Regions from separate parts of the Homo sapiens genome. Here region 2 is linked to region 1. A link is a contact called in ENCODE Hi-C data. All regions are on one chromosome and are shown on one strand. The core of a region is the stretch at or near the end of the contact, and the rest is flanking DNA. Distances in the headings are between cores, read along the strand shown. Region 1 has its middle 210 kb from the start of LINC02344. Region 2 overlaps FRY (FRY microtubule binding protein).

Evidence for each region. Hi-C counts contacts between places; a loop is a spot of excess contacts on that map. Pooled maps may share reads with other maps.
Region 2: a pooled map of left cardiac atrium shows a loop between it and region 1 (5-fold over the local background). The contact joins two enhancer-like sites. A Hi-C loop is called at or near these places in 1 of 168 maps with a recorded cell type or tissue (naive thymus-derived CD4-positive, alpha-beta T cell) and 12 of 50 pooled maps.

Annotation. Positions count from the first base shown.
Region 1 is chr13:33,546,715-33,550,158 of GRCh38, forward strand. It overlaps a transcript of STARD13 not described here. Among named protein-coding and RNA genes, the nearest start is that of LINC02344, 210 kb to the left of the region's middle. Within about 2 kb of position 1,562, at least 2 of the 41 ENCODE cell types and tissues checked have a DNase peak (open chromatin) inside an H3K27ac peak, as active enhancers do.
Region 2 is chr13:32,260,151-32,263,594 of GRCh38, forward strand. It overlaps FRY (FRY microtubule binding protein), which reads left to right. Exons shown (of 61, transcript NM_023037.3): 52 at 1,466-1,666; 53 at 2,164-2,325. Among named protein-coding and RNA genes, the nearest start is that of ZAR1L, 53 kb to the right of the region's middle. Within about 2 kb of position 1,566, at least 17 of the 41 ENCODE cell types and tissues checked have a DNase peak (open chromatin) inside an H3K27ac peak, as active enhancers do.

The DNA.
Region 1 (3,444 bases), core at 312-2,811:
CTTACTGCAACCTCCACCTCCCGGGCTCAAGTGATTCTCCTGCCTCAGCTTCCTGAGTAGCTGGGATTACAGGCAAGATTAATGTTTTTTATTTGTAATCAATTTAAGCCTAATACATGTTCTAATAATTTTTGTATTTCATATATGGATAAATTATAATAATTCTTTTAAAGTGAAAGTATTGATGAGAGATACTTTTTTTTGGAATAGCTCATTTTAAGCCCCTGATACTTGATATGGATAAAATATTTTCAGTGTTTAATAAAATGTTGAAATATATTTAACTTTACTAATTTGAGCCCTGCCAATTATAATACTTTAGAAAAAGTGAAAATATAATAGTACATTTATAAGGCTTTTAAGTATTCACAAAATAGTCATTTCCCAGTAGATGTTTTTCAGCTCTTATGATACAGTGTTTTCTTTTTCTTTTGGCCATGTATTGATCAGAATTAGTCATTAACTTTACTAACAACTGGATTTAGTTTGTCAGCCTTGATGGTTTGGTTACACAGATGTAGCTATTGTGTCAACCCCACTGTTTTAAATATGTTCCTATGCCAGGTGAAATTTGATCCCTTTAAGCAAATTTCTGTTAAACACTTTGTGTCAGTTTCAGTAACGTTTCCCCAATGAACATTCCTACTGTACAAAATTTTACATATGTGTATTTACATATTTATACTTTTTTCACAAATGTGGGAATTTAGGATACTATGTTTGTAAAAATTGGGCAATTTTTCTTGAAGATAATTTTTAAAATTACAGCAAAACATAGGGCCCTGAGAAGAAGAGGTAAAATATATGGAAGAGCAAGTATGTATAGATAATTTTGTAACGTAACCTTGAGAGAAATATAGAAAACTGAGACAACATAAGCCAAAGGAAAGGAATTGGGATGTAAAACCTTTAGGGTAGAGCAGTGCTCTGCTGTGGTCATTTATGCCTTGGCATTAAGTTCTTTTGAATATAAAACAATGCATTTAGAAGGATTTTAAGACTATATCACAGTGCACTGGCATTTTCTTCTTCAATTTTCCAGGGCTAAATAAGGTAATTGAATAATAAAACTTAAAAGCATTTTTCATTTCATGAAGATCCAAGAAAAAATATTTCATAACAATTTTTATTTACAAGAAGGAAAAACATATTCATAAGAATCTTAGATGATTAGTAGGTTAATGAAATAAAAAGTTTGTTAGGAAGAAGGAATACTAGTTATTGAACAATGCCAATTTTTTCTATTTAAAAATATTTAAAATGCCATTAGTTGATTTATTTAATGAGCCATCAGCCTTTATTTTAGATTCACTATAACTCTGATCTCCTAAACCTGCTTTTCCTATCAGGTCTTAAATATTTCATCCCTGCTTTCTTTTACAATATAGTTTTTGGGAATGTAACTATCATGTTGATAAGTAATGCTAGGTGAAGGAAAAAGTTAAAACAACTCCAATGCTAGGCAGTGATATACCATAGAAAAATAAATGAGCCAAAGATAGGGGAAGTGATTTTTTTTGGAGGAAGAAAACAGAAATGAGAACAAGAGGACATGGATGACTGCTGAAAAACTGACCAAGTTCCTCTTCAGTCTTCTAACAGAATTTGGAAGATGTTCTTAGCATGCAACTGTTGGTTGAAAAAAACCCAAATGTACAAGGGCCATCAGTTCTTAAAAGTGGAATAGTGCATAGAAAGCTTATTGACACAACATAGCAGTTTGATGAAATGGACTGAAGCCATTTCTGTGGAGTGGACTCGTGGAAAATGTGATGCCTGATTCATAAAATTGTACACAGTTGAATGTTGCTATATAGGTAAGGTTTTGCAAACTCAGGACTCTCAGGAAACATCAAAGGTATATAGTTGGCACACTTAATTTTAGATATGTGTGATACGTTTGTGATTTTTTTTAAAAAAATATTTCCAGGAATGCTTAAGAAGATTATACCACCTCATGCTATAAAATAAAACTAACTTGGAGAATTCAACAATGTTTGCTGTTTTAATATGCATCTTACAAAGATAATTATAAACACTGAGAGTATTTACTGCAATGCCCTGAATATAGTATGCCTAAAGAATTTTCTGTATAAAAATAATTGTATTTATTTTAGTTAAAAATTGAGTAAAATATACATGCATCAAAATAATTTCTAGGTAGACCAAAGTGATATATGTAAAGAAAGACAAAATCAAAAATCAGGAAATTGCTGGTGAATATCTAATCTCGGGATAGAAAAATATTTTTTTAAATCACAAAAGCAATCAGTAATCAAAAGAAAAGATGACTGATAATTATTACCATATAAATATTTTTAAACTCATGTGTTAACAATTTATAGAACAAATAAGTTCGAGAAAATGTTTGTCCTTAGCATGTCAGTTAATTAAAATAAAACACAGAAACTTCATACAGTTCAGCAAAGGACATCTTGATTTGTGCTTTGGAGAATCTATTGAGTTTTTTTGGTTACTGAGTAATAGTTTAGTTAGATGTGTTGCTATAGCTATACATTCTTCCATCTTATGTTTTCAAAATATTAAGTGTCCTCATTTATTTTTTGTGTAATTGAGAATAAACTGAAATCAAGTAATACACATTCTCTCATAAAAATAAATATACTCGGTCATTGAATTGTAAAGTGTGGATCCCAGGATGATATCATCATCACCTGGAAACTTGTTAGAAATACACATTCTTGTCCCCTGACCAAAATCTATTGAATGAGAAACTCTGAGGGTGAAGCCCAGCATTTTAAAATCTAAAAATCCATGTTTTAACCCATTTGGGGATACTAAATAAACTGCTGTAGTCCTTCAATAAGCCCATCACACATTTTCACCATGTCATCTATAGGCACTTTTTCTACGGTGTTAACATCATCTTCATCATCACTATTATCATAATCACCTTGATTAAGAACCATTTTGGCTATTTCCCCATGGATCAATGAATGAATAATTAGAGCCGCATTATTGCTGGTAAAAACTTACATGACATCTGTTTCTTCCATCTTACTGCCAGACTCTGAAGGTGTATTTTTTTGTATATGTATGGAGGTCAGACATTATTTTTTTTCTCATGTGACATATAGAAACCTTCAAAGTCACCACTTTGTTCATCACCATCACTGAACATAGTTATAGCCCAGAGGTTGTGCCAGGCATGCACAACTGTGTATTTGTCACTGTATTCCAAACATGGGCATTCTTCGTGCTAAACTCCTTTTGAAAACTTTCCACACTCATGCCTCTGTTCACTGTTGCTAGCATGCTGATCAAGAAACTTTTTATATTTATTCTTTATTGATCCAAGAACACCCTAGTCACATGGATGAATTAATGAAGTCACAATTAGGGTAAAATACATGACCTAAACATTTTTAATGAGAATTTCTGCTGGATGATGAGCAGAATCCTTATCAAGCAGTGCCAAAATCT
Region 2 (3,444 bases), core at 316-2,815, 1.3 Mb before region 1:
CTGCTTTAAAACAGAGGGAAATTAATAAATGATAATGCTCATAAGTTTAACAGTAACTCACATCTCTCATATTATGTTGTTCACTGAGCTCTCATCAGAAAAAGTTGTTTTATTTTATTCCAATGAACCATCAGGCAGTGTTTCAAATTACCAGTAAATGAAAAGATTCTGTACTAGATTTTGTCAGATCATTTGTTTAGGTTAAAATTTGCATATCAGTCAGCTGAGTAATATTTTTCTTCCTTTATTCCTAACAGAAAGAAAAATAAAACCCAAATCCATTTCTAGAAAAAAAAAGTTATGTTAGTCAAATACACTTATTTATTAACTGATGGTTTGTAGAGAAAGTCTGAATGCAACTAAAAGCTTTCTTTAACACTTACATGGCCACTTAAGCTAGTTCTCGGTAATTCAAAATATACAAATCAACAATAATATTTGGGGCCGGGTGCAGTGGCTCACGCCTGTAATCTCAGCACTTTGGGAGGCCGAGGCGGGTGGATCACTTGAGGTCAAGAGTTCAAGACCAGCCTGGCAACATGGCAAAATCCTGTCTCTACTAAAAATACAAAAAATTAGCCTGACATGGAACCCAGAAGGTGGAGGTTGCCGCAAGCTGAGATCGCGCCACTGCACCACTCCAGCCTGGGCAACAGCAAGACTCTGTCTCAAAAGAAAAAAACAAAAAAACAGTAATAGGCTGGATGTGGTGGCTCACGCCTGTAATCCCAGCACTTTGGGAGGCCGAGGCAGGTGGATCATGAGGTCAGGTGATCAAGGCCAGTCTGGCCAACATAGTGAAATTAACAATTTTCTACACCGGGACAATTATTTAAAGATGAGCCTAAAGCAAAAGTTAAGGTGTTGCTGCTCTGGCCTCTGCATAGTGCATGATCCATCAGACTTTGCCCAGCTGCTCTGATAGTCTTTAACTCTGCATTGTATCTGTGAAAATTGCTGTGGCAGAAATAGGCTGGAATGTTTACCTAATGCTCTTCCACTAAATACCCAAAGGATTCTGGAATGTGCTACAAGCAGCATAGCTCCTACTTTTTTCTCCTTCTGAAAACAGTACTAAACAGGGGCCGACCTCAGGGTGGTGGGAGTGGGTGACACCTCTTTTGAAGTTTTCATACTAATGGTCTCTTTGTTACAGATTTTTGAAAACACAGATCATTGGTAGTGTTTACCAAAATCAACTTTTTAAAAAATGTAATTATTACCCACCATGCCAAAGAAAAGTATGTAATCATTTCTGCCTATGACTTCACATGAGTTTACATGAAAATAGTGTGCTTTTACTACTTTTCACATTGGGTAAACAAAAGTTTTGATACCAAAGTCGATGAGGGCCTAAGAGTTAATAATGACAATATTTGTTCCCAAGCTATGACTAATTGAATGTGTGAACATGTGAGTGCAAGAGGATTTTGGCATAAAAAACCGGCTGATGGTGTGATTTCAGGGTGAGAGTATGGACAATTTCAACTGGGGAGTGCGCAGACGTTCTCTGGACAGCCTGGATAAGTGTGATATGCAGATTCTGGAGGAGCGCCAACTGTCAGGAAGCACTCCTAGCCTGAATAAAATGCACCATGAGGACTCCGATGAATCATCCGAGGAGGAGGACCTCACAGCCAGCCAGATCCTGGAGCACTCAGACCTAGTAAGTAGCGGCTCTCCCACTCTAAGAATTGGGAGGCTTATTTTTTGTAACTAATGCAGGAGGACAGTTTCCAGTTGCAGCTAAGGAAACTTTCCACAGCTGCTGAACTAAAATCGGAACTGTCAGGTGGTGTCATACGGGTTCTAGCTGGCAGAGTCTTCTCTGTAGGTTGCAGATGGAAACAAAGACTGGGGTCCATGTGATTCACCCTGAAAGCCACCAGATCTGTTAAGGCCTAGATTTTTCCCAAATACCTTTTATGATTCTGGAATCTTTTTAAAAATTCCCCAGATCTCTAAAGTGTGGAGATATGACAGACATTTTGATGTGATTTTCTGAAAATACCTGGATTACTAGCTGCTATGTTTAAGGCCCAATAATGGTGAAATGTGGAAGTTAAAAAATTAAGACGTATTAACCAACAACTAGAGAATAAATGGAGCTTTTAAAGAATGGGAACTTCATACTATGTTTAATTTCCTTTGCTTTTTAAACAGATCATGACTCTCTCCCCCTCTGAAGAGACGAATCCCATGGAGCTGCTCACCACAGCCTGTGACTCGACCCCTGCAGAACCTCATTCCTTTAACACCAGAATGTCCAGCTTTGATGCTTCCTTGCCTGATATGAATAATCTGCAGATTTCTGAGGGTTCAAAGGTGAAGAGATTTTAACAATGATGATTTGTACTTCCCTTAAAACCCTTAAAAAAAAACACTTCCAATTTTCTGAGAATTCTTAAGGGGTCTCAAGTAGAAAGACTATCTTTATCTTTTTCTTTCTCTCTTTTTTAAAATAATAGAAGTTTGTGCACCTGAGCCTATGTTTTGAAGTTGTTTTACCCCCACAAACTTGAGCAGCCATCTTCTTGGCTGAAAGACTTGATTTGAGGTCTTTTTAAAATGAGACATTTTGCATGAACACTGCTGGTGGATGGCAAAACCAGTGGTGTATGTCTGAGATGGCTGTGACTGGGAAACTGCTGATCTTTGTCATGAATTTTATAAAACAATATGCTAAGTGAGGTGTGGGTGTATGCACATATTTGGGGAATTTTTTCCTTTGTAGGAAACAATTATACAATTTGTACATTGATTCAGTGCTTGCCTTTTGGCATACTATCAGAATTTTTAATGTCAATCACAGTCTTATGCCAGATTCGCACAAAACTCTTCTTGCCAGAGTCTGTGAGGAGAAAAGTAACTAATGGATGTAATTTTCTTAATTAGAAAAAATCTAACAGTGTATATTTCATTTAAAGTTTATTTTATTAAAATGTCCTGAAAACCATCCACTTGCATGCTATGCCCACATCTATGCCCATCAGTATAGAATTGTATTTCCTTATAGTAGAAATACCAAAATAATCTATTACCATTAAGATAGAGTCAAGCACTGTCTATCATGAGTTTGGTTATGGTTGTGCAAGTTCAAAAGAAAAAATAAAATCGAAAAAATTTCATAAAAGTATATTCCTTCTGACATTTCTAATGGAAAAATATAATATTGGCTATTCTATATTCTCTGATAGCATAGTAAAAATAGATCAGAAATCTAGGAAAATCTATGTGCTTTAAACCAAGGGCAATCACCAAATTACAATTACCTAAAAATATTGAAGCTTAAATAGTAATTATTTCTAAGATTGCCTCATTGCAAAGGTACTACAATCAGGATTCTTGGAATTAGCAGAGTTCTTTTTTAGCCAAAAGAAAAAAACAAAAAACAAAAAGCCCAGAAAGAAAAGTTGTCTAAGTTAAAATTCTAAGATTATGAAA